2 separate regions of the Homo sapiens genome follow, and region 1 is linked to region 2. The links are chromatin loops, found by intact Hi-C in ENCODE. Cell type or tissue: heart right ventricle. All regions are shown on one strand. Each heading gives the region's core, and the rest is flanking DNA. Links, peaks and the distances in the headings are about the cores only.

Evidence for each region. Peaks named below come from ENCODE experiments on the same cell type or tissue, not always from the same donor. Only the 100,000 strongest peaks of a DNase experiment are listed, where the experiment ranks them.
Region 1: a loop joins it to region 2, with 2.0 times the contacts of the local background. A loop is called at or near these places in 4 of 110 quality-filtered maps.

What each region holds. Positions count from the first base shown.
Region 1 is chr1:165,586,412-165,602,214 of GRCh38, forward strand. It overlaps the pseudogene TRK-CTT13-1. Among named protein-coding and RNA genes, the nearest start is that of LRRC52-AS1, 12 kb to the left of the region's middle. RefSeq lists a silencer at 9,772-9,979. In heart right ventricle, for the core only: CTCF peaks have their summits at 6,730 (motif pointing left) and 6,931; a DNase peak (open chromatin) is centred at 6,730; H3K4me3 peaks cover 225 bases; H3K27me3 peaks cover 1,358 bases.
Region 2 is chr1:165,481,744-165,497,546 of GRCh38, forward strand. It overlaps LRRC52-AS1 (LRRC52 antisense RNA 1), which reads right to left. Exons shown (of 7, transcript NR_026744.2): 6 at 606-864. Among named protein-coding and RNA genes, the nearest start is that of RXRG, 45 kb to the left of the region's middle. In heart right ventricle, for the core only: no CTCF peak of the experiment used is centred there; a DNase peak (open chromatin) is centred at 8,638; H3K27ac peaks cover 4,029 bases.

The DNA.
Region 1 (15,803 bases), core at 3,315-11,314, 100 kb after region 2:
GCTCAATCATTCAATTCTCCCTTCTCATTATCAGATACCACATAACAAAAGCAGCTGCCCATCCAAGAAACCTACTTTCTTTTAGAAGGCAGGAGGAATGGAAAGATTCTGAATGTGCATATGTAATGTTTTTGTCTTTGTCACATTTGCTCACCACGATAAAGACTTAAATATATGGAAAGAGGCTGACATCTGAAGCCAGATGACCTGGATTGTCTCAGTCACTGCGTGTGACTTTGGGGCAATTAAGCTAAGCTTTCTGGCCTTTGTTCCTTTATGTATAAGATGAGGTCACGGTAATGCCTTCTTCACAAGGGTATGGTGATGATTAAATGAAAAAACATGTTTTGTTGTAGGAATAACAAACCATAAAGTGTTTTATGAACATGATTTCCAATCCCACTGGCTTTAATTCTTTACATTGATTAGAATATTATATATACATCATTCCATGTTATTATATAAAGTTTAATCAGCTACTTGGAGATATAGTTTGTTAAGTCTGTCACTCTTCACAATCTTGACTAAAGTCTTAAAGGTTGGTTACCTTTGCTTGTGCAGTGAGCCACCTGATTCTACCAACCCATTTTGGCATACTCCATAAATTGGAATCCAGAGTCTTTAGACCATCAATTATAAATTTAAATTCCTAATTCTCAACTCCAGACTTTATATAAAATATCTAAACTCCAGGCGCCATATAAAATTTCTGACCACAGCACAAAAGGTGTTTCTGACTTGAGCCCCCCTTTTAAAAAGAGAGTCCCATCTAATTTCTTATTCTATAAATCAAGACCCTTGTCACCATCAAGTTTCTAATGAATAGCAGGCAAAGGCATCAGGCACAGGTTAAAAGAGGACAGGAAATAAATGGGGTCAAATTAGAAGGGAAAGGCATGTAGAACTCAAAACCAAAGAAACAAAGAATTAAGGAAAAGCACTAGAGTGCTTACACAAAAATACCAAAACCATTCCTTCTAAAATAGAATATGAAAAAATTGTGAGCACATGTGAATTTACTGATTTGCAGTGAAAATGATTCCAAATCAATCCCTTTAGATTCCATGTAGGAAGGTGTAATTGTGAATAAGTCAGAGATTGGGTAAAAGGCGGTATAAAGAGAGAGAGGATGAAAGCACAAAGTGATATTCAAGCTGACAGAGGGTGGCACCCATAGCTAGGACCTTCTTAATCTTTGAGCTTCTCATTTGGGATATGAGTACCTATGTCCCAGGCATGAAAAAAAATAAGACAGCCCCTGCAGCACCTGCTCAAGAAATGCAGCAGGTGGTGGGTATCCTTTCCTCCCCTCCTCCAGGATGGGCTGTGCTTCACCTTTTGATGAAGATGTGGCATTTACCTTGGTTCACAGCTGCCTCTTGGCTAACCCATCACTGAGTAGAGGGAAAAAGATAGACAAGAAAGGTTGGGTATAAGCATCTGGGAAGGATATGCTATCTTCATTAAAGAAGACCAAGAGAAATTAAATTTGTTGTTGATTATTTGCCTGGCATAGGAACTAGCAAAGAGAGCAATTCAATAGTCTTTTTTTAGCCCAAAGGATCAATTTAGCTCTGCCCAAGCAGGTAAGAGGCTAAGAACTCCAACTGTCCACGTGCTCAAATTATAAAGTTTAAATTTGACATTGAAACCTAAATAAACATAATGCCATATGACATTTTCCATTGATGTTTCCCTTGAGTTCCACTGCATTTTGCTTAACAAGCAGCTCATCCACATGTGGCTAGAGAAGAAAATACCTCAAAGGCCAGAGAAGGCCAAAGAGACCCATGCAGGATAGAAGGCTCATCCATGGAAACTCCATACTCCAGATTGAATTTCACGAGCAGGACAGACAGGCACCACCAAACTGGGTCCAGTGTCCTGGCTATGGCTTCTAATTCCCTAATCTGGTTCTATCTATGAGTCAAGGGAAAATCTAGAAATGGTATACAGTCACCAAACATGAAGACATTTCCAAGAGATCCAGGATTCCATTCCAAAGAAAAGCACCTTTTCCTTTTACCTTGCTGTCTACCCACCTTCAGAGGCGCATTCTAAACGTTGCCTCTGCAGAGGGTGACTACATTAAACATTTCAAAAATAACCATACTGGATGTTGTGATACCCTAGAGAACTGCAGATTTTTCCCCAAATAAGAAAATGTAGCTCTTCAGAGCATATCTGAGAAACCAAATATCTGCTTAAACCCTTCTGTCACAGACACTGACACTACTCAAAATGAACTTTTCTCAAACATTAGATATAGGTCTTTACCATCTAGCTGAGATGTCAGGGCACTAGAGAGTCTCTATCTAAAGAGATAATTAAGAAAGAAATATCCAGAGTTTGCACAGTTTCTGACAGTGACATCAACCACCCATTGAAATGCTCTCTTTGCCAGATCTGTCCATTCATTCAATAAATAAATATTCAATAAAAACACCTGCATATAGAACACCCATGTGGCAAGCAAAGTGAGAAATAAAAAAGTAGTTTAAAAATAGACCTTGCCTTCAAAAACTAAGACATATATAACCCTCCCCACCCCCCAAAAAAATAAGGTAGAAAGCATTAATTGCCCTAAGAGGGGTATAAAGTGCCACACTCATGTGAGTTCAGAGAGGCTGAAATTATCTCTGATGGAAAGAGTCTAGAAAAATTTCACAGAGGAAAATAGTATTTGAGATGACCTTTGAAGGGTAGGCAGGATTTGAACCTGAAAGATGATAGCAAAGTGCATCCAGGTGGAAAGATCGTTCTAAGCAATGAATCTAAGGAAACAAACACAGGAAACAACACATTTGTTTCAGTCTGGCTGGAGAATAGGCTGCAAGGCACATAATTTGGGGAGGGGGGTAGAAAAATAAGTGACAGCCATTTTATAGATGGCTTTCAATAGGAATTGGGAATTTATGTCATAAAAAAGAGCCACTGAAGGTTTCTGAGCTGGGGAGTGGTATGCCAAGGGTGAGGCTTCCGAAGGATTAATTGGGCAAGGCAGATTAGAGGAGAATGTGAGCAGAGGCAAGAAGACTAATCAGGATAGAAATACAGTGATGTGGGTAAAAAGCAAAGAACTGTGGTGTCAGAGAAGGCAAGGAGAGGAGGAGGTAGATGAGAGAAATGTTGTCAGGTTAGGGTCAACATGATTTGCTCATTGGTGCTCATGTGGAAGAAGGACATGAAAGATAATCCTGATGGGTGTATTCTGGATGTCTGAAAAGATAATAATATTATCAACAGAAAAGGAACTCAGCAAGTGAAGATGCCTGTAGAAATCCCAAATGCTTATGTTTGGTCATCCACTGGAAATGTGGGCCTGGTGTCAGGAAGTCACAGAAGTATCTTTGGAAGACCAAAGATACTGTTCAGTCCCAGTTACCTTATCTCTGTGGTATTTGCCATTGTTGACCCTCTCCTCCTTGAAATTTTCCTCTTGGGTTTCTAGACAGTATCCATTCCTCATTTTCCTCTTCCCTCTGTGGCAATTCTTTCCGTCTGTATGAGCTCTTCTTCTCCTACTTGTCCCACAAATGGTTGTATTCTCCAGAACTGCAGCCTCAGTCATTTGCTATTCTCATTGCACATCCTGTCCCTGAAGTCTCATCTATACCTGTTGCTGCAGTTACCACTTCCATGTGGATGGCTCCTGCAGAAAGCAGTGGTTAAGGATGCAGATGCTAGTAGTATCAGCCTTGGTTCACATTCCAGCCCTACTTCTGGCTGGCCATGTAACTTTGGACAAGTCACCTACCTTGATCTTTCTCATCTGTAAAATGTGATTATGGAGTTGTTAAGAGGATTTAACATGAGGATTAATATGAAATCTGGTACAGTGTAAGTCCTCAGTAAATGGTAATTATTATTGAACAAAATCTGCAACTGGAAATCTAGATCTCTCTCTTGATAGCCAGTTCTACACAGTCAGTTGTCACCTGGGCAGGATCCCTCAAAGTCCCGAAGTAAACTCATTGTCTTTCTCACCTCCCATAACCCTGCCCCTCTGTATTCCCAACATTCATTCTATCATCCAAATTAGAAGCCTGGGAATCATCCCACAATTGTCCCACTCCTTTACCCCCACATCCATCTGTCATCAAATCCTATAAGATACAATGCCAAACTACTAAACATGGCATGAAAACCTCATCATTATCTCACTCCTGCTTTTTGTCCAAACTCATTTCCCACCACTCTCTCATTCCCCAATGCACTCACACCCTGTGGTTCAGCTTCATATCAATGTACTTGCCGTTCCTCACAAATATTGAGCCACCTAATATAAAGGTCTTTGCACATTTCTTTCGAATAGCCTTCTTCCAACTTCCTATACCCAATTCAGATAATTCCTATTGCCTTTTAAGACAGTTTGTGTCACCTCCCTGTGAAGGCTTTCTTGGCTACCAGTGGGCAGGTAAGTGGCTTTCTCTCTATTTCTTATAACAAATTGTATTTCCCTATGGTGGTACTTACCACATTAGAATTACTGATTTGCTTGTCTCTCTTCTCCAATAAATTGTAAGGACTTACAAGTAAGGACTGTGCTTCATTCATTGTTCAACTCTCCTTCCTCTGCCCTCCCTCTATCACAATACATAGCACATGGAAGGTACTTAATTTTTTTTTTTTTTTTTTGAGATGGAGTTTCGCTCTTGTTGCCCAGGCTGGAGTACAGCTGCACAATCTTGGTTCACCACAACCTCCACCTCCCAGGTTCAAGCGATTCTCCCACCTCAGCCTCCTGGGTAACTGAGATTACAGGCATGCGCCACCAGGCCCAGCTAATTTTTTTTGTATTTTTAGTAGAGACGGGTTTCTCCATGTTGGCCAGGCTGGTCTCGAACTCTCAACCTCAGGTGATCCACCTGCCTCAGCCTCCCAAAGTGCTGTGATTACAGGTGTGAGCTACCTCGCCCGGCCTTTTTTTTTTTTTTTTTTTTTTTTTTGAGACATGTTCTTGCTCTGTCACCCAGGCTAGGGTGCAGTGGTGTGATCACAGCTCACTGCAGCCTTGACCTCTTGGGCTCGAGTGATCCTCCCACCTCCTTCCCAAAGTACTGGAATTACAGGCTTGAGCCACCCCGCGTGGCTAGGTTTTTTGTTTGTTTGTTTCTGTTTTTTGAGATAGTGTCTCTCTCTGTCACCCAGGCTGGAGTGCAGTGGCGCAATCTCAACTCACTGCAGCCTTGACATTCCAGGCTCAAGCAGTCCTCCCACCTCAGCCTCCATAGTACTTAGTACTATAGGTGCACACCACCATGCCCAGCTAATTTTATATTTTCTAGAGACAAGGTCTCACTGTGTTGCCCAGGCTGGTCTTGAACTCCTAGACTCAATCATCCTGCCTCAGCCTCCCAAAGTGCTGGGATTACAGGTGTGAGCCACTGCCCCTGGCCAATTATTATTATTATTATTATTATTATTATTATTATTATTATTATTATTTTAGTAGAGATAGGGTTTCTCCATGTTAGCCAGGCTGGTCTCAAACTCCTGACCTCAGGTGATTCACCCACGTCGGCCTCCCAAAGTGCTGGGATTACAAGTATGAGCCACGGTGTCCGGCCCAATTTTTTTTAATATATAAATAAATGACTGAATACAGACAAACCAAGATAACCCTAGTGGTTTCCTGCTCTCTTTTTTGTTAGCATGATCAGTCATAGAATTCATGTAGCTTGACTTCAAAAGTTTTTCTGGTTTAGTCCATCCTCTGGAATAATAACTAATAGTTTCTATCCTATTTTCTAAGATACATGCATTTTAAAGCTAATGGGATATTTGATCACAATGTCCTGCTGGGGTGTTAAATCAAAGAAACCAAAGCTTTCTTTCATTTTATTTTGTCTATGGCATCTTTCCTGCATTCTCCAAATGTTCTCTGGTTAATCACTTGATCCACACCAAATAAGTCAAATGAACTCACCTGATGAAATGCAAAAGAAAGCCTGTAAGAACTTTAAGTTTGCAAATACAATTAGACTCTCTTTAATTCAAATAGTCGGATAATGCGATTCCCTAAGATTGTCATTCAGAATACCAACTCTCATTGTACTGAGGGGAGAGAAGATGCATAGAAACTCCAGGTGACAAAATATTTAAAAACACAGAATATTTTTTTCAAATGTATTCTTCTAATTTAAAGATGACACATCTTATAAGGGGGGATGAGAGCAATAAAACCGCTCCCAGTTATTACAGTGAACCTGCCAGAAGACCAGTCTTTGATGCCTATCAGCAGTCTCTGTCTATAGAAGCTGTTCCAGCTTTCATCCAGCCTTCTGGGTCCACTTCTCCACTCTCATTCCTCACATGTTGACCCTTGGGGATCTCCTACTGGAAAGTGCTCTTTCCTGCCATCACCCTCCTAGGCCCCTACCAGGGACCCAGCCCCAATGGGGCTTAATAGGCACCTTGGCATGGTAGTCTGGTGCCCTAGACTTTTTTTCTTTTAATTGAGGCAGAGTCTCACTACGTTGCCCAGGTTGGTCTCGAACCCCTGGGCTCAAGCATTCTTCCTGCCTCAGCCTCCTGAGTAGCTGGAACTACAAGCCACGTGCCACCTCGCCCAGCCAGTTACCCTAGACTTTTTGACGAAAAGAAAAAGTTTTCCAGGTTAAGAAAATGAACCATAGAAAATTACAATTGTAGCACCAAAAAGGAAACTGGCTGACAGACCAGCAGCTCAGAGATCAGTGACTTAGACAATGCTGCCACCTATCGACCAAAAATGGAAGTACGGCTGGTCTTAACAAATTTAGAGCGACTTAATGGAAAATTTCATATGGATTTGGAATAGGTAGTCACTGAATTGTTATTACCATCATTACTGGTGCTTCAACAATAAGGTTTTTCTAGTCCTAACACAATCACAACTAAATCCTATGAGCAGGGGGTGCGGCAGAAACTGAGGATGTAGAGTAGGAAAGTAGAGTCATGAATGTGAAGGAGTAAGTACTCTAGTACTTTTCCTTAATTCTGTGAATGTGGAGTAGGAAATCAGTTCAAATCCTGAAAGAGGGAATAGAGGGAATAAAGGCTAAGAAAAGCGCCCTTATTAGAAAAACAGATGGAGTAAGAGGAAGATAACAGCACCAGGAGACTGAGCACCTCCCATACACCACACACTGACTCAACAAGGTACATTCACATAAGGAATCTAATTTAATCCCCACTAAAACCCTGCCAGACTAGCATTTTCGTCTCCATTATTGGGTCCCTATTATTAGAGTGTAGCCAAAAAAAGGTACAGATTTGCATAAGCTCACAGCTCAGACCCAGCAGGGCTGGTTTGAACTCAGGTCTGTCTGCCCTGTCACAAAAGCCCATTCTCATTTTAACAGACCAAAACCACCTATTCTCACTTTTCAAATTTTTTAAGGCAAATATTGAGTACATAAGATTGTTCGGATTACAATCTCCTGCTGGGGTGTTAAATAAAGGAAACCAAAGCTTTAGGGGATGCCTATGCCGGGAGATTTGGTGCCACAGATTCTCTTTAACCCGTAGGGGCTCTTTTTTTTCCTTTCTCCTTCCTGCCCCATTTTTCTCTCCCCTCTAAAATCCTCTGTCTAACTATAGATACAGTACAGTAGCAACAGCCACTATCTACATATGGCCATTGGTACTTGAAATTAGGCTAGTCCAAATTGATATGCACTGTACATGTAAAATGCACACTGGATTTCTGGGACTTCATATAAAAATTTTAAAATCCCATTAATTATTTTTATATTGATTACACAGTGACATGACACTATTTTGGCTATATCCAGTTAAATAAAGTATGTCATTAAAATTAATTTCATCTGTTTTATTTTTTAACAGGACTACTAGAAAATTTTAAATTACATGTCTGGATGGCACTGTATTTCAACTGGATAGCGCCGGTTTAAAGACATGCAAACATGCTTTTGTAAAGAAACGCATTTCATACATTAATTAGTATAAGATCACAGGCATGAAACCAAAATCTGTTTCCTGCTCAGTTGATAGGCAGAAAACTGCCATCTGAGGTTCAATTAAGACAACTATAATTATTAACCGGGAGCTTCTCATCGTGAGCAAACTAATGAAGCCTGATTTTCTCTGGTTGTATGCCTTATGAGTGACTGATTTGTTCACTAATTATCCCAAAGTTTTTTATCCTGCAGATTACATTAATAATAGTGTGATTTATATACTAGAAGAATATGCTCTATCAGGCTCAACAATAACTTCACATTTCTCATATTAGAGAAAGTTGAGCTATTACTATTCCCCTCAGAAGCATGTTCCTAAGACGCTGCAGAATCTTCTCACCCCTACCTAGTTCAATGTCTTTAAAGCAGATGGAAATGTCATTGTGAACCAAAGGCTAGTCACATCCTAGGATTAAACCTATTTACCTCGAAGGCTTATTTTCAGGCTAACCAGGGTTCCTTACAACTTTTTCTTATCAAAAACAATCCTGGAAAAATGGACTTAGAGAAATCTACAGGCCAATGGACTCCTAAAGACAAGATACAGTCAAAGTTTCTAACCAGGAATTAAAAGATCAGGCTTACTCCCTAGGATGACAAACAATTGGTCCAAACCATATGGAGGTGCTCCTTCTACAGAGCCCTCAGCACAGTGGTACCTGAGACTGGACTTCATGAGCAGGGTTCTTGGGCAGGCAGAGCACATTCTGGGATGGCAGAAGACATTCTGCCTGTCCAAGAATTTCAAAGAGCCTCCATCTGCCCCTTGGAGTCAGGGTCTATGTCAATCATGATGCCGAGTTTCCAGACAGGAGGAGAATGGACTAATTAATTTCTCAAGTTCGCCTTCAAAACCAGACTCTGATCCCCCACTTTCAGCATAAGGGAACAGACCCAATAAGTTAAATTGAAGTTAAAAAAAAAAAAAAACCCTGGTCTGAGGTTTCCTAGGAACCCACTTGAATAGTGCACAATACAAACTCAACAGATATCTTCTGCCAGCTCTTTTCAATTTTCTCTGCTATGTGTGATATTTTCCATGGATGAGACCAGAGATGTTTGGTTGTAAATGATTGTCAGATGTTTAAACAATTTTGTTGCTGAAACATGATAATTTCCAGAAGCCCCTTTTCTGTACACGGTATCTTTTGCTAAGACCCACCACAAAGAAAATGAGTTGTACCAGAAGAATGGCAGAAGATCTGGAAATTAACTAAAAAAAAAAAATGGACCATAACATGCCTCAAACAAAACAAAAAAAATCATTAATAAGAAACAAGCCAGTTTCTAAGGGTCATGGAAAGAATACACATTGAGTTCCCAGCAGCTGGCTATGTTTCAAAGTCAGTAACCTCCAACTTGTCAGGGAAGATTGTGGTTAATGCTGTGAAAGACATGTGCTGAAAGATTTCTGGTTGCCCTTAAATTCCTGAATTTCTAGTCAGGATATCATACCACACATGTGCAAAACAGAAAAGTCTGGTAAAGTCTAAGTGGGTCCTGCTGTAAGTGTATAAAATCTTAACTTATAAAACCAATACATTAGATAATCACATATCAAAAAAGGATTAACTCAAAAATATTTTTAAATAAAAATTTCCCTACTCACATAGTAGGTTGAATCATATGAAACTGCAAATATTTGACTCTTTTTGACCCAAAAACCCCCAAATTCTGGCAATTCAAGCTATACATTTCATTAACAACATTGGCACTAAAAATTTAAAGAGAGTATTAGGAATCCCTACAAAAGGTTGCAGAAATAAAATTTTTAAAAAATATATTTCTCAAATTACAAAGTCAACAGGAAATTATTTTGTTCAATGTTTTCTATTTTTAGATGTATAATTTTTTTCAGTGACATACCTATAGCCTCTTTTAATCTGAATACCACAGGATATAATCAGTGATAACTAAGAAGAATTTTTTTTTTTTTTTTTTTTTTTTGAGACAGGGCCTCACTCTGTAGCCCAGGCTGGAGTGCAGTGGCAGGCACAATCTCGGGTCACTGCAACCTCCACCTTCTGGATTCAAGTGATTCATGTCTCAGCCTCCCTGGTAGCTGGGATAACAGGCGTGTGCCACCACGCCCAGCTAATTTTTGTATTTTTTGGTAGAGATGGGGTTTCACCTGAAGTAAGAACTTCAGTAATAAATTTGGCAATGCCTAAAATAATAGTAATACACTTCATGTTTGTTTATTGTTTATATTTCAAAGTAGCTTTAAATGAAATGACTCTATTAAGCCATTTCTCCAAATCCTTTGTGTGAAAATGAGACAAAGATGGAAGAAAGAGAGAGAAAGAAAGAAGGAAAGATGGACTAATTTTAATTATCGAAATTTAGACACCCAAATGAGCATTGTCTTTCAAAGGACTCCCTATAGCTACATATCTAATTCCAAGTGACGCTGCCACACTGATCAGAACGTTCATGGAATTCCTCTTTGGAATCACTTTCCAAGTTACATAAGAAAACCAGTACATTCTTTAACAGTCATATTTTTTTCTTTTTCTTTTTAAATTCCAAAACGGGGTGTCTAGCTAGATCAGTTGGTAGAGCATAAGACTCTTAATCTCAGGGTCATGGGTTTGAGCCCTACGTTGGGCGCTGTGTTTCCCAGCATTTTGGGAGGCCGAGATGGGCAGATCACTTGAACTCAGGAATTCGAGACCAGCCTGGCCAACATGGCAAAACCCCGTCTCCACAAAAAAATACTAATATGAGCCAGGTGTGGTGGCGCATGCCTGTAGTCCCAGCTACTTGGGAGGCTGAGGTGGGAGGATCACTTGAGCCTAGGAGGTGGAGGCTGCAGTGAGCTGAGAGCGCCACTGCACTCCGGCCTGGGTGACAGAGTGAGACCTTGTCTCAAAAAAAGAAAGAAAGAAAGAAAAGAAAAGAAAATGGCACCAACCAGCTTATTGATCTACTTAGTTCCAGATGCTTTTTGACTATTTGCTAAAATGTGTACATACATGCATACATAAAAATAAAATAAAAACGACTCGGGAAAGGAAAATATTTTTACACTGAGGATACCCAAGAATGCCGGGTACATTCTCCCACTTTCCCTTTTTGTCTGCTTATTACCCACTTCCTCCAGCAGTACCCTCCACCTTCTGACAGAAAACCAGGTCTCTTCTCTGTAAACCAAGGTGGTTCGAAATGAGATGGTGGGAATGTCCCTTACAACGGCCAGCCCCAATCCCACCGGGAGTAACTTCGACATATTCCTTTACTCTTTCTGCTTCTTTTAACATATCTGAAAATGGAAAGTAGGTAAACTGCACCTACTTCCTCAGAAGGTGGAAGGGATTCGTGGTGTAATCTCTCTACGTGGGCGGAAACACACTGTAAGCACCCAAATAACAAAATGTAAATGTCTAGCAAGTATATAAAAAAACATCAGGAAAGGTTTTTTGTTTGTTTTTGTTTTGTTTTGTTTTTGTTTTTGTTTTTCATATAAAAGGCCAAAAGTAGGGAAGTGACAGAAAGGCTGATTGCCGACCTTTTCAGAGCTTACTTATTTTAAACAATTACACTGACTCATAAAATAAAAGTATTTCTTGTGCCCCGGTCAAAAGCAAGTGGATTTTTACTTTAAGGGTGAATAATAAGAATGCTTTGGGGATGACGAATAAAAGGGCTTCCCCCGGCTAGCCGAGGCGGAGCCATCGGGGATATACCATCTCTCCTCGTCGATCTGGAAGGCTTTCTGAAGGAACTGGGGTTTGTGTCCCTGGCACGCCCGGGACCTGCGTGGGGCTCAGCGCGCTGCCAGGCGACCTCAGCAGCCCAGAGCTTCAACGGTTGCTGTGGCAACAGGCCGCCCAGAGCAGCAGTCAAAGTCCCTGCGTGAGCGACTGCACTTCCCAAGCGCGGAGAGTCTGCCCAATGAGTTCCGCCCTCTCTAGCGCGCTTTCTGTGATCCACCAATCAGGCTCTGCCACGCCCGAGCTGAGTGGTCAGCTTGCCTGGGAGGGCGGGGTTAGGGTGCAGAAACAGGACGGAGAAGGGGGCTGTATTTCCCCTGGCGTGTGAAATGGATGTTAGTGACTAAAGCTCAATTTTCCAGTTAAGGGAGGAGCCGAGACTTTTAAGTCGAGTGTTCCTGTGGGGCCAAAAGGATGGTTTCAGAGAAATCCCAGGAAGTGAGAGTGCTGGGATATGCGAGGGGCCCACGGAGCCCTCCCCTGCGTGTCTGAGATCACACCCTGCGGGTACCCTGCCGTCGTGTGCTGAAGGAGGTGACTGGATCTCGACTCCAGAGTTTGCTCCTGAGATCGAAAAACAAAACAACCCAATAATAGTAATGACAGCCCTGGGTGGGGACAGTTGCAGCAGGTCTCATGAGAAACTCACTAATTTTGTAGGTTCAGGGAAGGCGTGGGCATGTTGGTGAAGTAAGGTTCTGAGTGGAAGAAGAAAATGCTGCTTCTGGGGAAGAGAATACCGTCAGAAGGAAGGAAAGAAAGGAGGGAGTGGGAGGGGAGGGGAAATCAAGGGAGAGGAGAAGAGGGGAGGAGGGAAGGTGAGGTGAGGTGATTGGTATTCTGCCAATCCCATTCTGCACACTAGTGAGACCTAGCAAGGACTAGAGTTTCAGGGGGAAAATACGAGAATAATGAAAGATAACAGAGAGGAAAGAAAAAAGAAATAATTGAAAAGTTTGAAAGAAGAAAGACAACAGCTGAACCAATGGAGGTGAAAATAGAAGGAAATGAAAATTCTGCAAGCTTTTGTTTCATGGATAAAAGGACTGTATTTTCTGGTCCATTATCAGGATACAAGATGGAAAAAAAAGCTATTGAACTTGTGGAGAAAGTGGCTGGTTTAAATTAGTCCTGTCCCTGAAAATCCAAGCTGCGTGTTTGTCAGTCTTATGGCTGATTTAACTCATAGGCCCAGGAGAGAAAGGATAGAAGGAAGCCTGAATGACCAGCAAAGAATCTGCATCCAATCAACACTCAGAGCATGTATGCTACATTCTTCAGAAACCTTCAGGAGTCATAGACTGTGGTCAGTTCTTCGTCAGAATTATTTTAGATTTACTTCAGTTGTTTTTTCATCAAATGCACATAAAACATGGAATTGTTCTTAGCTGTGCAGACCTTGTCTATTTTCTGAAAGGAAAAACAATGTTAATTTTTAAAGCCCTACATACATTACATCTTTGTACTTTTCAAATCATTGTGTCACCCCCTTCCCTTCTCTTTTGAAGGTGCCTGGCTGAATCTCTCCTATTCTCACAATGGCTTTGCCTCCATTCTGCTGAAGTCGCTTCCCATTGCTCACATTATTATACTGTTTTTACTTCACTTCCAAGCTTGTTTCTGACTACACAAAGGGTGCTGTAATTCTGAGTTCCCTATATATAGAGTTGCTTTTCCAGGAACATTATTAATAAAAGGAAAGGTCTTCCTTTTCCATTATGGAGATATACCCATGTTACGTTGTGCTTTGATGATCTGGGCTCTGACTTATAAAACCAGTGTTACTATAATTTTCACATCTTTGAGCAGCTCTGCCCAGTCAGTTCCCCATAGGTCCCTCGGGAGTTTTTCTTGTTTTATTTTTGAATCTTAGCTGGAATCTATCTTCATTAGGAGTCTAGCGTCTTGTTCTCCGTAGAGCTCTGAAATGGTATAACAGAGAAAGGGGTACTAGAAACAGCAGGCTGACTCTCTTTAATTTTCTTTTTCTTTTTTTTTTTTTTTTTTTGAGACGGAGTCTCGCTGGTCGCCCAGGCTGGAATGCAGTGGCGCAATCTCGGCTCACTGCAAGCTCCGCCTCCCAGGTTCACGCCATTCTCCTGCCTCGCCCTCCCGAGTAGCTGGGACTACAGGCGCCCGCCACCACGCCCGGCTAACTTTTTGTATTTTTAGTAGAGACGGGGTTTCACCGTGTTAGCCAGGATGGTCTCGATCTCCAGACCTCATGATCCGCCCGCCTCGGCCTCTCAAAGTGCTGGGATTACAGGCGTGAGCCACCGCGACCGGCCGACTCTCTTTAATTTTCTAACAACTCAAATAGAAAGTTTTTTGGCTTCTGCTGTTTCCTGACTCTTCCTTTCCTCTTTTCATATAGCTGGTCTACCTTACTGATGTTTCAAGTCACTCTAGCTGCTAGAATTTAGGTGAATTATATTTCAGGCTTTCAAGCCATTTAAGGGGACAAGGAAGATTGTTAACGTCTGGACCTCAGATCCACTGGCCTTAAGAGCTCAGTATCACTCCCCACGATGTTGGCAGATTGGTGTATGTTGTTCTCTGATGTTACCTTGTAGCCATCTAAATGGCTCTCTGCATGCTAAACCTTGGGGAGGAAAGGCTCAAATAGGGTTCACCTTCCCTAACTCCTACTCTTCCATCATTTTTTAAACTATCACAATATCCTGGACATTCTTATTCATTGCTGAATCAGTATAGTTTGAGTGTTTGGAAAAGAGGCGGTGAGAGGAGAACAAAGATGAGTGGAAAAAGCTGAAGTGAAAGCCTTTTCTCAAAAGCTCCTAGTCAGGAGAAGTGACACTGTAGGGCAGACAACTCTAGAAATAGTAGGATACACAGAGGAAGGGCCAGAGTTCAGACGTATGTGAACTCGATGTTGTAAATAGAACATGGGTATAAGGAAGACAGAACACTCTAGTGGTTGCTGGCACAAACTCCTGGGTTCTGATTTCCACTGTGGTGATTACTATGTGGTGACCCTAGACAAGTTACTCAACCTCAGCTTCCTTGTCCGTAAAAGGGGGATACTAATGGCACCAACTTCACAGGGTTGTTGTGACAATTGAATAGGTTGATTATATAAAGTGCTTGGAATAGCATCTGGCATTTGGAAGTGCTAAATAGGTATTAACTATTATTATTCTAGAGCCATAATCCCAAACCCACAGCAGCTTGCCACCACAGGAGTGTCTCTGATACAACCATTCTTTGAGCAAAGACAGTGGGGCATTCTTTCTCATAGTTACTTGTTCTTTTATTGTTATAGGCTCTACTTGGTGTCCAGGACATTAATTAAGCAAACAAGCTTTTGCTTAGAATTCAGTAAAAGCATCATAATCCATTTTCATTTCTACTTTAATACAAGGGTCAGTATGAATTGTCATCCATTGATAGTGGAAATTCTCTACAATAGCTTCTCTATGAGTATGTTAGCAGCACAGTGGAAAAAGAAATATATGAGAACCTTGACTGCTTTCCACCTCTTTCTCTCGTAACTTTCAGTATTCCACAATCAATTCCTTCCACACTACCAAGGAGAGTCCAAAGAAATCAGTGTCCTGAGATCCACCACTGAAATTAAGCATTGCTGTGGGTGAAACTCAAGTGACGCTGACTTTCCAGGATATAGGAGTAATTAGAAATATAAAGTGAATAAGAGAAGGTGGAACATTTGATGAGAAGTGATAAGTGGCCACAAGGTGGCATAGGACAACAGCCACAGAGCACTCCCTTCCTCCCAAGTGACTCCATTTTGCATAAGGGCTCTGTCTCTGCTGCCCTGCCCTCTTACAACTTAGCACCCTTAAAAGCTGTCTTTGCAAACACCCTCGTGCCTTTCTTCTCCCACATTCCGTAGTCAGTGGTCCTCTTTCCCTAGTTCCTCTTTTCTTTCAATAGGTCTCAATTCTCATTGTTTCAGCATGGATTCCCTTTACTCGCAGGTGACCCTGCTTGTTGGTCCTGTACTCGGCAATTCCTCCTTCAGAAAAGTGAGCTCGGCAGGGCACGGTGGCTCATGCCTGTAATCCCAGCACTTTGGGAGGCTGAGGCCAGCAGATCACGAGGTCAAGAGATTGAGACCATCCTGGCCAACATGGTGAAACTTCGC
Region 2 (15,803 bases), core at 3,876-11,875:
GAAGGAAAGGAAAGAGAGAGAAAGAAAGAAAGAGAAAGAGAGAGAGAAAGAAGAGAAGGAGAGAAAGAGAGACAGGAGGGAGGGAGGGAGGAAGGAAGGAAGGAAGGGAAGAAGGGAGGGAGGGGAGACAGGGGAGGGAGGGAGGGAGGAAGGAAGGAAAGAAGGAAAGAAGGAAGCAAGGAAGGAAGGGAAAGAAAGGAAAGAAAGAAAGAAAGAGAGAGAAAGAAAAGAAAAGAAAAAAAGAAAGAAAAGAAAGAGAGAGAGAAAGAAAGAAAGAAGGAAGGAAGGAAGGAAGGGAAGGAAGGAAGGTAGGGAAGGAAGGAACAATACTCCGAGTATATGAAAGAGGGCTATGATGTAACCGTTACTTTGATAAATATCAATGTTAGAAGAGGTCTGACATTGACTGACAAAGACCCAATGTCTCCAGACACCTGTGTTAAGTCCTAAGAAGAACGGGGAGGGAAAGTAGGGGAGGGGAAAGGAAGTGACTTGGGAAATGAGCAATAAAAGAGAGAAGAGTTTGGGCCCAAGATGCCTCTGGCTATGGTTATTTCTTGTGTTCCAAACAGCTGGCTGTGTGTTTGGAGTTCTGGATGACTCACCACGTAGGAGGAGTGCTGCGGGAAGAAAGGAGAAAAACCACAGAGGAGGGAAATCCCCTTCAGCATCCTTGGGGTGTGGCTGTGGCATTCTGTCTCAAGGCCTCACACAGGCCAGCTAACATCTCGGGCTTCAGTGCTTGGAAGCCATTTAGGGGTGATTTTAAGACTCTTCCAGAAACCCAGGGGCTCATCCAGAGAGGAAAGGGACTTCATTCAGCTTCCTTGCTTATAAACCTAAGCAACCATGGGTGAAGAATCCCTGCAAAGAAAGAAGAAATATATACTTGTCAAAATGGAGATGTTCGCTTGAGTCTTCCTACCAGGAAAAGAAGAGGAAGTTGGGGGGAAGGAAGAAGACTAGCTTTGAGCATAGAATTTCATACATTACAAACGGGGCTGCACTGCAAAACCACACAGCCCTGTGATTTAAGCTCCTCGTGTAGTCTCAGTGAGTTCCTGGGTCTTCTTATAGACTGATTTGTATCCCCCTGCCTAAATTCCTATATTGAATCTTAAACCCCAGTACCTCGGAATGTGACTATAGAGATAGGGCCTTTAAAGAGGTGATGAAGCTCAAATGAGGCTGTTGGGGTGGGCCCTAATCCAATGTGACTGGTGTCCTTATAAAAAGAAGAGATGAGGACACAAAAAGAGGCACGAGGAACAAGAGTGCACAGAGAGAGGACCCCATGCAGAGGCAGCAAGAGGACTGCCATCTGTAAGCCAAGCAGAGATGCCACAGAGGAAATCAACCTTGCTGGTACCTTGAGCTTGGACTCCCAGCCTCCAGAACTGTGAGAAAATTGATTTCTCATGTTTAAGCTGCCCATTGTGAAACTTTATCATGGCAACCCTAGCAGACAAAACACTGGGGAAAGAGCTCCCATACAATTTGAATGTGGTGTCCCGGGAGGGCCTCAACACATGCCAGCTAAATCACTGCTGTTTCATTCCTACATCACAACCTGACCTCAGACCATTACTACAAGATACTAACATTTGAGTTTTCCCACCTGCCAGACACTATATTAGGCTGCTTTCTCACATATTACCTCATTTAATTGTTAATGCAAACCTGAGGCTCAAAAGAGGTTAAGTAGTTTCCCCAAGTGTATTAGTCCATTCTCACAGTGCTATAAAGAACTATTTGAGATTGGGTAATTTATAAAGAAAAGAGGTTTAATTGATTCACTGTTCTGTAGGCTGTACAGGAAGTGTGGCTGGGAGGCCTCAGAAAACTTAATCATGGTGGTAAGCGAATGAGAAGCAAGCACGTCTTACCATGACAGAGCAGGAAAGAGAGAAAAAGGGGAGGTGCTACACACTTTCAAACAACCAGATCTTGTGAGAACTCAATCCCAGCACTTTGGGAGGCCGAGGTGGGTGGATCACAAACTCAAGAGATCGAGACCATTCTGGCCAACATGCTGAAATCCCATTTCTACTAAAAATACAAAAAAAATTATCTGGGTATGGTGGCACGCACCTGTAGTCCCAGCTACTCAGGAGGCTGAGGCAGGAGAACTGCTTGAACCTGGGAGACAGAGGTTGCAGTGAGCTGAGATCACACCACTGCACTCCAGCCTGGCAACAGAGCGAGACTCTATCTCAAAAAAAAAAGAACTCTATCACAAGACAGCACTAGCGGGATTGTGCTAAACCATTAGAAACCACCCCCATGATCCAATCACCTCCCACCAGGCCCCATCTCCAACACTGGGGTTCACAATTCAACATGAGATTTGTGTGGGGACAAAGAGCCAAGCCATGTCACCAAGATCATTGAGGTAGGGCATGCAGGACCCAAGGTAGAAGCCTAGGTCTGGTTCCAGGTCTGTGGTTCTCTCTCACACCAGGCCAGGGGTATCCATGGGAGTTGTTAAAGACCAGAGATGTTAAGGACTGCATGCCACTCTCACTTTCGAAAGTCAGCTCAGTCCTCCCAGCAATATAGTCACTGGGGTTTATAAGTCCTGTGACATAGAGAGGAAAAATATGTATTAAGTCCTAATTCTATCTTTACTGGACCTTTCAAGTCCAATTCTTAACTGACCACCAACACTATTTAGTAGCTAGTTATGAGGCATATATAACTCCAAAGATATTATTAAGGAATCACTTAAGAAAGTATTATTGCTTTCTGGATAATAGGCCACTTTGTTCTATTCAGCTCAGTTTGCTGAGGACAACTCTATCTGGAGCTCCTTGTCAATATCTATTTTTAATGGGATATATTTATAATTGGATGTATTTATAACCTCATTTTCATGGGCACTTGTTTTCTTTCCAGAATCACACAGGCATTTTAATAGATTGGCTAAGGCAGTAGAGAAGTGACTAGAAACAGTTTGGGCCTGATTGTCTGTGAAACCTGAGAATCCTCACTCCTCCAATGCTGGTGCCTGTGACACTTTGGGAAGACAGCAACTTCACCACTGTGCGCTGGTTCTGATTTCTATAAAAGACATACATCCTTCCTGGAAGGGACAGAGGACACCAGGGTGATTAAAAGTTTTAGTACATACTGAGAGGAAACTTCAGTGGAAATTCCTATGATTTAATTCAGTTTGGCAAACATTTATTATCCATCTATTACATGCTAAGCACAGATTCATTGACTGAGGTATGTTAATTTTAGCAAAATTATTGAACATAAGCATCAGAGCTGGAAGAAATCTTAAGAGATCATGTAGTCAGATACTCTCACTTTAGAGATGAAGAGCATGAAGTCCAGACAGGGGAAGTGGCTTGTCCAAGGTCAAATCATTGGTTCCTGGCAGGCAAGGAGCTAGAATCTTTCTGAATCCTAGCCCAGTGGTTCCAATATACTCTACAGCAGTAAGACCCTTATCAGAGTATCATGTCCAACTTAGTTCACCACATTGTGAAAACCATGTACACATCTGGAAGAGATCCATAAAAAATAACCGAAATTGCCACAGGATGGAAAATAGATTTTTTAATTAAGTAGCAAAGATTCCAGCTGAATATGAGGAAGCAGTTTTTGGCTACCAGGGTTATGAAATATCAAAATGAGCAAATCAAATGAAAGCACATCCAAAAATTTTCAAAAGGACAAAAGATAAGCATCTATTTTCGATTGTTGGAGGGTCACCTGCCCCCAAACAGGGTGCTGGAACAAATAATCTCTCAATTTTACCCAGCTCTATTCGAATTCATTTATGATTCTATGTGCCTTCTATAAGGCTTTTGCCAAACAAACTGCTGTTACTGCATCATCGATCTTATCATTTGTTGAAATTTCCTCTTAAAACCATTTCTTTGCCCTCTTGTTTTTGTTTTATTTTGTTTTGTTTCTTTTTTTTTTTTTTTTAATTTCGAAAAGACTTTGCAATGGGCTGAAGCAAAATCTGAGATATCTGAATTGTAAGATTTGGGGATTTTTTAAAAAATTGCCAGAGGTGACATGCTAAGAGATTAGACCCCTGACAGTAACCACAGGTCTAGGCCAGCAAAAGGTCAAGTCCAGAGTGAAGCTGGCTGACAGATACCATAGATACAGACAGGCAGGGGCCTGGAGATCAAAGCAGCATTATCAGCCACAGCAGAACTCTGACCTTAGAGCAGAATGGCCATTTGCTTTCAATACTTTTTACGTAATCTCCTAAATATAGGTCACTTGAAGTTTAAGAGACACGTCAGAAGCAGAATGGTGTCAGAGACTTGACAACCGTAGGGTTAGAGATGCTAGGACTACCTCGCAAGAGGTCATCCTGTTCATCTCCCTTTGCCTGCGAGGCCACATTAACACCCCCAAAATTGCCCTGGGTACATTCAGGAAGAAAGTTTGAAGCATTTAAGGGGCATCCAACACAATAATGAGATATCCTTCTGCATATCAAAAATGAGATAATGCTAAACCCCCACGTTATAAAGGGATCGGTCTCTACTCCTTTCTATTGTCTTTAAAGAGATCTTTAAAAGGCAACTCTGCAATGCTCCTAAATAAATGCCAACAACCACCTCCATCCCTCACTCAGACCCTCTTCAGTCCCTCTTCCCTACTCCTTCTGGGACCCATCTCAGTCTCTGTGTCTCACTGAGGTTGAACAACAACCAAATACATATTACTAGAGAATCGATCTCCCAAGGTATTGTTTCTCCCTCACAAAAACTAGAATAGGCCAACCAGCCTGCCCCTTGAACCCGTAACTATTGCTCTGTTGAGAATGAATCTTCATAGCTGTCAAATGTCAGAGTGACAGACCCTCACATCTCTGCTAAATGTCACTTGCTAAAAGTCAAGGCTGAAAGGATGTACATCATGACAGAGGCAAAGAGGAGCATATTCACCTCTTAGGCTTCCATATGTTCTTGGACACTTGCCTCCTCCTGGGCTTTGGTTTAGCTTTCTGTGTTCAAAGATTTTTGCAAAAGTACCGGATGTTAGAGAAGCAAATCAAACCTACCAAAAATCTCCAGATGCTAAATCCATTTGTTTCAAGGCTCCCCCAAAAGCTGTTGGGGAACTCACATGAAAACAGGTTCCTGTTCCAAAGAGTTGTGAGGTTTAATTCATTTCATCGGACTCAAGGCTCATCCTGAAACCCCACATCCTGTTGATGTCACTTACTTTTGTGCCAGAAGAGAGAAGATAGTTTAGACTTGATGAATTTTCCTTCCCTCGCAGCCTGTGCTGTGTTGAGTTTCTGCTTATGTTCACACCAGAAAAAAATGTTAAGAAAAAAGCTACTAGATTTTCCCTCGTTCCTCCCCCACTATACCCCAGTAAGAATTCTTTCTATATGAAGAATGTGTGTACAAGCATGCACATGTATGTTTACACACACACATACAAACACACACATGCACAACTCACAAATATTTGGCAGATACTCAAATCCTTCTCTTTAAAAGCAACTGAGCCACTTTCAAGAGACTCCAGAAAGCTGACTCCACAACCTCCAGGTAAACCTTGTTACTATTTACCTCTATGTGTTTTCCTGAATCCCCATGAAACTAGTCTCCTTGAGGGCAGGGATTCTGTCTTTATTTTAGATTCCTAACACCTGGCCCTGTGTCTATACATGATAGTCACCCAATAAATTATTTTTTGAATGAATGGAAATCTCTTCTTTATTCTGGAGACCATCCCTAGCTACTTTCCTAAATATCTTCAGGAGCATCTTTACCTCCATGGTGCCCAAGTCACACCTCTATATCTAGGAAAATCAGAACAGAAATTTCCAAAATAACATTAGGATGCTGTGTGGCTAGTTAGTATCAAAGCCAAATTCTTATCTAGCACTGTTATGCCATATCTCCAGTTTGAGTGTGCCATCTCTTTCCTGCAGGGACCTAGACTCATACATTCACCCCAGGCTCCTTCTAGCTGACCCAAAGTAAACAAACAAAAAAGTTTCCAGGAGGTGTTTTCAATTACATCTGCCTTGCATATAGTAAGCGTTCAATAAATATTAGATTAAATCATAAAATCATATTGTCAATAACCTCTATCACCTCCAGCTATAGGTAAGTAAATTATTTTCTCTGAATTTTAAAAGTTTGGGTTAGAACATGAGAGATTTTAAGAAATAAGAATCTTATTTTAAGTTGACAAGTCATTTCTTATTAGATCCATGGTTCTCAATGTTAGCTGCATAATAAAAAAGTATTAAGCCTGATGTACTTTTATAGTAGTAATCCTTCAGCCCATCCCCCCAAATTCTGATTTAATTAGTCTGAAGTGGATTCCAGGCACTGGCAATTTTTTTATAGCTCCCCAGGTGATTCTAAAGGGCATCTAGGGTTGCAAATCACCGTTCTTGGCAGAACCCAGCTTCTCCTTCCCAGGGGTGATAAATCTCTGCCTTAGCCATAATGAGGTTGCAAGGTGAAGAGAAGAGTGTATGGATTATTGGGAGAAAAGATACCCAAAGAAGTATTTTAAAAATATTTCCCTCTTAAACATAAATTTGTTGAATATGTAAAATGAAATAAAAATGCTAGAGCAATAAGGTCACAGCAAAAAAGTTCCCAGCTCAGAGCCCTCTTTTACAGTCAGGTGCAACAGTTCTCAACCAAGCTGCCTGTGAGACTCAGCTGAGGAACATTTGAAAATATTAGTGCTCTGGGTCCACTCCAGACCAATTCTATCAGAATCTCTGGGGTGGGGCCCAGGCATCAATGTATTTTTTTTTTAATTCCCCAGGTGAGTCTAATGTGGTCAGAGTTGGGGACCATTAGTCTGGATAAGGCAATTTTCTAAATATCTTGAAATTTGGATCATAGATTGTTCCTTTTCTTAATACAAGAAGACATTTAAATTTTTATACATGGACCTGAACACCTTGAAGTTTTGTCTATAAAATGTGATTAAATGGTATTTTGGGTAAGCCTGGCTATGAATTTTAATTGGAATGTGGCAAACAGGGTGAGCTGGATAAAAAATAGTAAGTTTCCATGGATGGTTGCTGACATGCAATGTAGACATTTAGTTGATAACCAGGTATCTTGTAGGGTAATGCTGGCACATGTCTGGATGTGCCCTTCACCCAAAATGATGTCTCTCTTGGACGCATGGCTCCCACATGAAGTGTTATGTAAAAAAATGTTTCTCTGGTAGAAACGTATCACCAGCTAAATATTCGTAGAGAGGGCCAGGCACGGTGGCTCATGCCTGTAATCCCAGCACTTTCGGATACTGAGGCAGGTGGATCACTTGAGGTCAGGAGTTCAAGACCAACCTGGCCAACATGGTGAAATCCAGTCTCTACTAAAAATACAAAAATTAGCTGGGCATGGTGGTGCAAGTCTGTGATCCCAGCTACTCGGAAGGCTGAGGCAAGAGAAGCGCTTGATCCCAGGAGTTGGAGGTTACAGTGAGCCGAGATCACACCACTGCACACCAGCCTGGGTGACAGAGTGAGACTCCATCTCAAAAAAAAAAAAAATGTAGAGAGTATTTTCCATTTTCCCATTAACAAGGTGAATCAAAGTAGTGTGCAAGGTTTCCAGAGGAGAAACAGAATTCAAGCATGCTAGGCTGACAATGGAGAAGCAGAAAAGGAGCCAGTGTTTGACTCAAAGGCCCAAGCATAATAAACATGTAGACTGGTCTGAAGATCATGCAGAAAGCATCAGTGTATTGGCCATTGAATCACTGTTTTCCTTAAAATGAAATCCATTTCTTAAAATTACTTTGTAAACTAACATTTTCAAGTATACTTTTAATTTATGGCAAAACCACAATAAAGAGAGGCAAGTTAGTGTGACATAAGGGCATTTATTAAGAGTCAGGTTTTGACACTAGCTACGTGACTTGGGCAACATTTTTTATCTCAATATCTGGGTTTCCATTTCTTCATATGTAAAATGAGTCTAGTTTGATTCTTCTCAACCTTGGTTGATCAGCAGAATCCCTAAGGAGGTGTTAAAACATACCACTTTCTGGGTATCTCTCCCAGATAGTATGATTTAACTGGTCTGGAATGGGGCCCAGGCATCAGTATTTCTAAAATATTTCCAAGTGAATCCAAAGTGGGCACAAGCTGAGAAGCATTGCACTGGATGAGCTCGATGCTCCTTTCAGCTCTCATCTTCCTTTGGCTCAGGAGTCTTCGCTTCTGGGAGTGTCTGAGCCATTGGAAAACTTAGTAACCAATGATGGATACATCCCACAACACTTGAGGCTCGTACTTTGCCTCTTAAGAGGGTCACCATTTCTTTTTTTAAAAAATGAATATATCTATCCATCAAGTTAAAAAATCTAAAGCAGCTTTAAAAATAGGTTTCGAAATATGCTGTGCCTCTGACATTTTGTACTGTCCTGAGAAGATACTCAATAGCCCTTCCCATAGTGTCACCAAAAGCTTTCTTTATTCCACTTCAACCCTTCCCTATGTCTTTCGGGCATTTAGGCCTTGGGCCCACATTTGTTTCACAGTTGAACTCGAAGTGCTGATTCTTATTTCAGTTTGGATTTGCTGCCAGGTCTCCCAGCCCAAGTTCAGTTTCCCATGGGCTGGCTGAACCACCAGTGTAAAACAGCAAGATAACATCCCAGAGCTGGAGCTCCTCCAGCCATGTTATGTCAGGAGAACCGAGTCCATGTTGGCCTCACAGGGTCACTGTGTTCTCACAGCCAGGAAGCCACCCTGGAAGCACATGGATGGATGGCTCCAGCATTTCATTTCAACGCCATCCAGTCTCTCATTCCAGCTGTCGAGAGCAAACCAAAGGGAGAAGAGAAAAAAAAAAGTCCAAAGAAGCACTAGTTCAAGGCCAGTTTCAGAAATCAAGTGTTTAAATAAAAGTTATCCAGACTGAAATTCTGGACTCTGATAAATTACAAAATTAAAACCAGAATAAAGGTAGGTAGCTCTGAACACTCTGGTCAGTAAGTTTCTGAGTTAATTGACCGAACTGTCCAGTTAATTGCTTCCACCCGCACTTCCTTTTGGTTATGGAGACAGTTTCTCTACAGAAACAATTGCTTTCCCACCTGAAGGTTAAAATAACAATGTAAAACTATACCTGGCAAAAAGTTTGATCTTTAGATCAAGGGATTAGATTGGTTTTAGTTAGGTAAATTTTATAGCCTGGAGAAAACTATTTTCAAATTGCTGCAATATTTTTGTAAACCCAAGATTTTCTCAGTATACGAAAGAGTTAGCAGGGCCACCCAGGTCTTTACATGGAGTTGGCCTGGAGTTTCTGCTTACCCACATAATCCTCATTTTCAAGATTAAAAATCATAGTAATAAGAACATTTCTTGAGTTTTGTCATTATTCATCATTAGATTCGTCTAGATCATGCCAGAAGTAGAAACAAAATAAGATAGAAACAGAGTGCTTAGGAAAAGATCAGGGACAGATTGAAACATGGCCCACTAAGCAGGTCAGCCAGTTACCCTGCTCTTAGGCTACTATGCCAGCTGTCGCCCACTACATCCTTACCCTGGTGCCACTCATCACCATGCCCAAGGAAAATGTCCAAAGGAAATCTCCAACCCTACAGAATAGTGAACGAGTACCCAGTTACCTTTAGGATTAACCTACCCTGATAACACAGAATGTGGAATTCCCCTAGAAATACTGAGGCCAAGAAGAGGCACCAGATCTCATTTGGGGAACACAGGCTGATGATTTTCCAAACTATTCGAGTGTTGGATGCCCACAGACGCTGTGCTATCTGCACCGTAAGGCTGTGTAGCTCACTGGTGAAGAACATAGGACTTAGAAGACTAATCTTGGTTCCATTCCCAAGTTCTACGTTCACTTGCAGGGAGATCTTAGACAAATTACACAAATTATTGAGCCTCAGTTTCTTCCTCTGTAAATGGAATATGGGGTTTGAGGCAATGCACAGCTGAAAAATAAGAGGGTCTTAAGAAATTATAGTTATCTTTACTATCCTTTATAATTACCTAGAATGATGAAACTATAACTGAATCCATTATGGGAAGGATTCTCAGAGCCATATTTTGTGGATTGGCTTAAGTTTTCAGTGAGTGCTTTCGGCATTTCAAATTGTACACCAAAGCAGGGCATGTGGTACAAAGCACTGGCATTGGCAAAGGCTAACATAGATATTGCCTGGGAAATGAGTAGGAGGCATAGCCATCGATGGCTCTTAAGCCTGATTCATACTAACCAGGGCAAGGCCAAGGTGGCTCCATTAAACACCTTCACTAAGGATATTTTCCAAGGAAACACTTTTATAACTTTCAGATACAAGCTAAAAGTGACATTGGGTTAAGGAAACGTCTTAAACAATTTTTCTTTTTTTGGAGATTGCTTTAGCAGTTAGATTGAATTTATGATTGGCACATCAGCTCTTTGCATATGAAAGCAAGAGCCTCTAACATGTTAGAATGGATTTAAAAAGTTATACTCCAGTATTTTAAAGTTTTTTTTTAAACATTCTATTGGTGATATGTGTAAGCCTCATAAGTTTTTGTTCCCTAGGCAAAACAAAGATGAACTCCAGGTCCTGACCAAATTAGCACTTACGTTCACCAAAAAATGGGGGTAGTAGTGTCACTTTCCTTAAAGGACTGAGCTGAGGCTTGTAAAGCATTTAGCAAAGCATTCAGCACAGCATAAATGCTCCCAGTCAAGGTTAACTGTTGTTGTCGTGGATGTGGGTTTGTTGCTGCTGTTATTCCATCATTCAACAGACCTGTACTAGACACAGTGAATTCCAAGAAGAATACACCAGCGGTCCAGTCCCTCAAGATGCTCAAAGCCTCCAGGGAGGGTTGGATGTACAAATGTGTTCTCATGCAAAGCAGTAACTTCTTTAAGGTCTGAACAAAGTGCTATAGGTACCCAGAGGGGAGCCAAGGATTACCTTCACAGAGGAGATCATCTTTTATGTGGGAACAAGTGTGAATTTGCCTAGCAAGGGAAAGGGTTTGCAAGGCAGAGAAAATAGCACATGCAGAAGCTTGACTTAATGAAAAGTCATAGTGAGCTTTGAGGAACACTGGTGAGTCCTGGGTTACTAAAGCAGAGGTCACCTGAGGAGTGCCAGGAGAAGTGCTGAGAGTTGCTGGGGGCCAGAATGTGAAAGATCTTACAGAGTAAGCTGAGGATTTGGCACCGATCCCACTAGCCACAGGCGTCAACAAATTTCATGGGGAAATAATGTGATTTGATTTATATTTTATGAAGATAAGTTTGGTGCCAACAGGGAAAGACAGAAACTGGAGTTTAAAAACACAGGAGGTGAGGCCTCTGGAGTGGAACAGCAGAAAGCCACTCACTGCTTGGTGGGGAGTAACAACCCCACTCACTTCACTGAACCCTCTATGCAGTGGCTGTGTTCAGAGTTGAGCGGCTGCCACTGGAGTCTCGTGGCCCCCTGCAGTCCATCTGAAGAGGAGAAGGCCTGAGGGATGAGAAACTGGACTTCAGCTGGCTGCTCAATACAGACACTACGCTGAAGAGAGCTGCAGTGTTTCAGAACAATGCCAGAAATTAGTTGTTCTTTTCACCGGTAAGAAAAATCCTTCATCTGTCCCAGAAATCCCATTAAAGTGGACATTTTGATGGATAAGAACTGAAGATGGTACGTGAGGACTCCTAGGTTATGTCCCCAACCTTCCATTCAACTCCCTCACCTTAATTCTTATATTTTGTTTCATCTTTGAAATATGCTTGAGGAATTATGTTTGGAAGATGAACTTCAGAAGTTCATAAAAAACAGGATGACCAACTATCCTGGTTTGTCCAACACTGTTCTAGTTTTAGCACTGAAAGTCCACCATCCCAGAAAACTGAACCCCCTTGCCCACGCCCCCGCCCGCCTCCACTGTCTCAGGCAAACCAAGATGGCTGGTCACCCACCCAAAAGGGCTATTAGAAACACTGTACTATGAAAAAAGACTGTGATTCAGCATTTATGAAATTCATAACTGATAGACATGACTTTTACTTGGGGAAAACTAGGTGATGATTTTTTCTCTATGTAATTTTAGGGTGCCATGCATAAGAACTCAACTTTCTTCCTCTAATAAAGCCGACATGTTGACTTATAAAAGATAGGAAACAGGAAACTAATAACAATAATAGTGACGGTTAACATATTGGGCATGCACTATATTCCAGGCACTGTTCTAAGTGCTTTACATAAATAAGTCATTTAATCTTCACAACAGCCTTATTATATTCATCCCCATTTTACAGATGAGCAAATGGAGGCACAGAGATCATATACATAATAAATGTACATAATGGAATTTGGATTTGAACTCAGGCTGCCTAGGTCCAAAGTCCATGCTTTTAAATATTTCCTATATATAATGTATAATAACTCATTTATTAAGCCCCAACTATGTGCCAATCATTTTACTGAGTGTGCATTCCATAAAGTACCTCATTTAACTCTCACAATAGTCTGTCTGGTACCAGATAGGTCATTCATTCATTTATTATTTGTTGAGCTTATGCTTGTTTAAGAATCATAATATTGTATTTTTGTAGGTGAAGGAGGATGGGGGTTTGGACCAAAGTAGTAGCAGTGAAAATGGATAGGGGAGGTAAGATTCAAGAAAATTTTCTGAAGTAAAAACATTAGAATATGAGATTAATTGAACACAAGGAATGAAGAAAAATAAATTGTTTAGGACAACCCTGGGATTTTGACCTGAGGGACTGGATGGGTGGTAGTCTACCAATCAAAATCAAAACTACAAGAAGATCTACCTTGAGAGGTGCTATAGACTGAATGTTTGTGTCCCCCTAAAATTCATATGTTGAAATCCTAACCCCCAGTGTGATGGTATTAGGAGGTGGGGCCTTTGAAAGGTGATTAGGTCATGGGGCAGAGACTTCGTGAATGGAATCAGAGCCCTTATTAAAAAAAACCACCCTGGAGAGCGTCTTTGCCCATTCTGCCACGTAAGGACACAGTGAGAAGACAGTCATGTATAAACCAGGAAGCAAGTCTCACCAGACAGCAAATTTCTCAGCACTTTGATCTAAGACCTCCTAGCTTCCGGAAAAGTAAGAAATAAATTTCTATTGCTTATAAGCTATCCAGCCTATGATAATTTGTCATAGATGCTCAAAGGGACTAAGACAAGAGAGAAGTTAACGAGTTCATGTTGAAATGTATTAAGTTTCAGCTACTAAAGAGCACACCAGTTGACGTGACCAGAAAGCCTGGAAACTTTTATCTGTAGTTCAGTGGCTGGAAGCCAGTACCCTAGACTTGGTGATTAGCGTTACAGGTATAAGGAAGATTATCCAGAGAAGATGACAAATGATAGAGCCCTAGGGAATGTCAACATTTTAGGGACAGCAGAGGAGAGCCTGCCAAGGAGGCTGGAAGACTTAAGAAGAGGTAGGAGGAGAACTAGGAAACAAGTGGTTGCCCAGAAACCAAGGGAGGAGCAGGTGATGGTCAACAGGGCCAGTGCTGCAGAGAGGACAAACAGGAAGAGGGCTGAAGACAGATCATTATGACCAGGGTGTGATTCGGGATGGAGAGCACCAGATCAGAGCATGACCAGACAGCAGCAAGTCATCCCACTCCTGACCTTAGTGCCCTGACATTCCCTCAGCCAGGAATAAAATCAACCCCAATGCTGAGGGCAAGGCTAAGTCTGCCCCCTGGGGAGTTGGGGACTCCAGCTTCTGAGCCTGAAAGTTAAAGGAGCAGGCTGGGGCCCAAGGAGAGAGGCCACTACTGTTTACACATTCATTTCCAGGCACTCCTTCAGGCTATAAGACCAGCTCTAAAAAGCCCCAGAAACAAAACACAAAGCAAAAGCAAACAATTTAAAAACAAAACAACGAAACCAAAAATAAAAATAAAACCACACACACACACAAACACACACTTCCTTTTATAGCAGGAAAAAAAAAAAAGAAAAAATAATTCTACCTAATGAAATTTTCTGGACAGGTTTATGGCTGCCTGTTTATGGCTGCCTGACCTCCAACCCCAGGCTGGAGAATAACTGAGTTTTATTAAACATCAGCAAAATATGAATGAAGAGAGGGACAAGCTTTCGAAGGGTCTCATTTCATTTCCAAGCCCAAATAGCTCACAGTTGACCTTGAAACTATGGAGCATAATTTTCCTGTCAAGATGATAGAGAAAAGACAAAGTCGTGACAGGGTTCTGAATGGGAACCATTACATTCATGTGAAGCAGCTCTGTTTTTAATACCCCCTCGGGAGAAAACATAGAAAGTTATGAGCTGAGCTAAGGAAAGATACGTGGATGCAAATCTGACCCTCATTCAACTCTAGAAAATTCAGCTGGAGAAAAAACATGTTATTTGAAGTCATATGTTTGATCTTCTTATGTGAATTGCCATTATTTATCTCTACTCCCTAAGTGGTATTGCCTGGGTCCATTCTTATGCTCTGAAACCAGGCTCCGTATCCAAATCTGTGTGATCATCCAAGCATTACGAGGTCTCCCCACTAGTCCACCACACTTCATTTTTCAAGTAGCAGGAGGATTGAGCAGAGCATTCCTGTGGGGAGAGACCCAAACAGGCCACCCCCAAACTGCTTCCTTCAGGCTGATAAGCCCCCATCGTAAATTATGCTGTGACTGGAGGCTTCAGCCTCTTGCCATCAGCTTGCCTTTCTTTTGGAAAGATACCAGCTCTGTCCCCTGAAATATATCCTTTATTTTCAGAGTCCTTGAGGATTCCAAGGATCAGGAAAAGGAGCAAGAGAAGCCCCTCAATTCTAGGGCAAATCATCCCACACTGCTGTTTCCAAGCCTCAAGCTAACATCTCATTCTGGCTGCGCTCCCTTCTGGATCTCAGCAGCAATTCTACCACAGGGTGATGTGGTATTTCCAGTCTTCCACTTCACCATCCCCCACACCCACTTTCCAGCTGTTGTCAAAGCAACATGAGAATTCACTGGGAGATTCAATGAGGAGAGATGGTCAGATGGGAGGGGTGGGATAAGAGGAAAACATACTGAGATAAGAAAAGCACTTGGTCCTCAGAGAACACATTCCTGCAATGCTGGGCTGCATCTCCATGGCACATGCTTTCACACTGACTCCTGGATCTAAGTCTGAGCTTTCAAATTCATTTTCTTTGGCCTCAAAAGGTTCTCAGACTTGAAACAGGATAAAGAGAGGGAGATGGAAGGCTCTTGGGTTGATCTTCAGAACACCAGTTTGCACATTGTAGCCTACGTGCCTGCATGGGTCCGAAGATACACATTGATTGGAAAGACCTTGACCCAGCCTGTTCCAGTTCTATCCTATCCTTCTAGTCAATGACCCTGCTAAAAGCAGGAAAAGTGGCTGCCTGAACCCTGAGGCTACTAAGGCCTAGACTGAAACCTGTGAGCTCCTAAGCTTAAATCCCAGCCCTTTCCAATTCCAAACATTTTTCCCCAGATAAATCACTTTTTCTGGTCATGTCATCAACTACTTGCGCATTATTTAATGGATCAGCCATATGGATGAGTCAGTTTGGCTGTTGGGGCTGCCAAAAGTAAAACCCCAATTGATATGGTGGGTTGCTTAAAAATCTTATTGACAACAATTTAATTCAGTCAAGCTGTATTTCATCCTGGGACAGTTTCAAACCTTGGAAGAAGGGGAATCACCATGTCCACTATCTCGACTGGAAACTGGGTTCTGAGGCTGTGCTGATGCATGTGTCTATAGCAACTCTGGAGAAAACAGTCCATTTAAAAGTTGCAACAGTGACCTCCAAACTTTGGGAGGGGTTATAACATCACGTAGC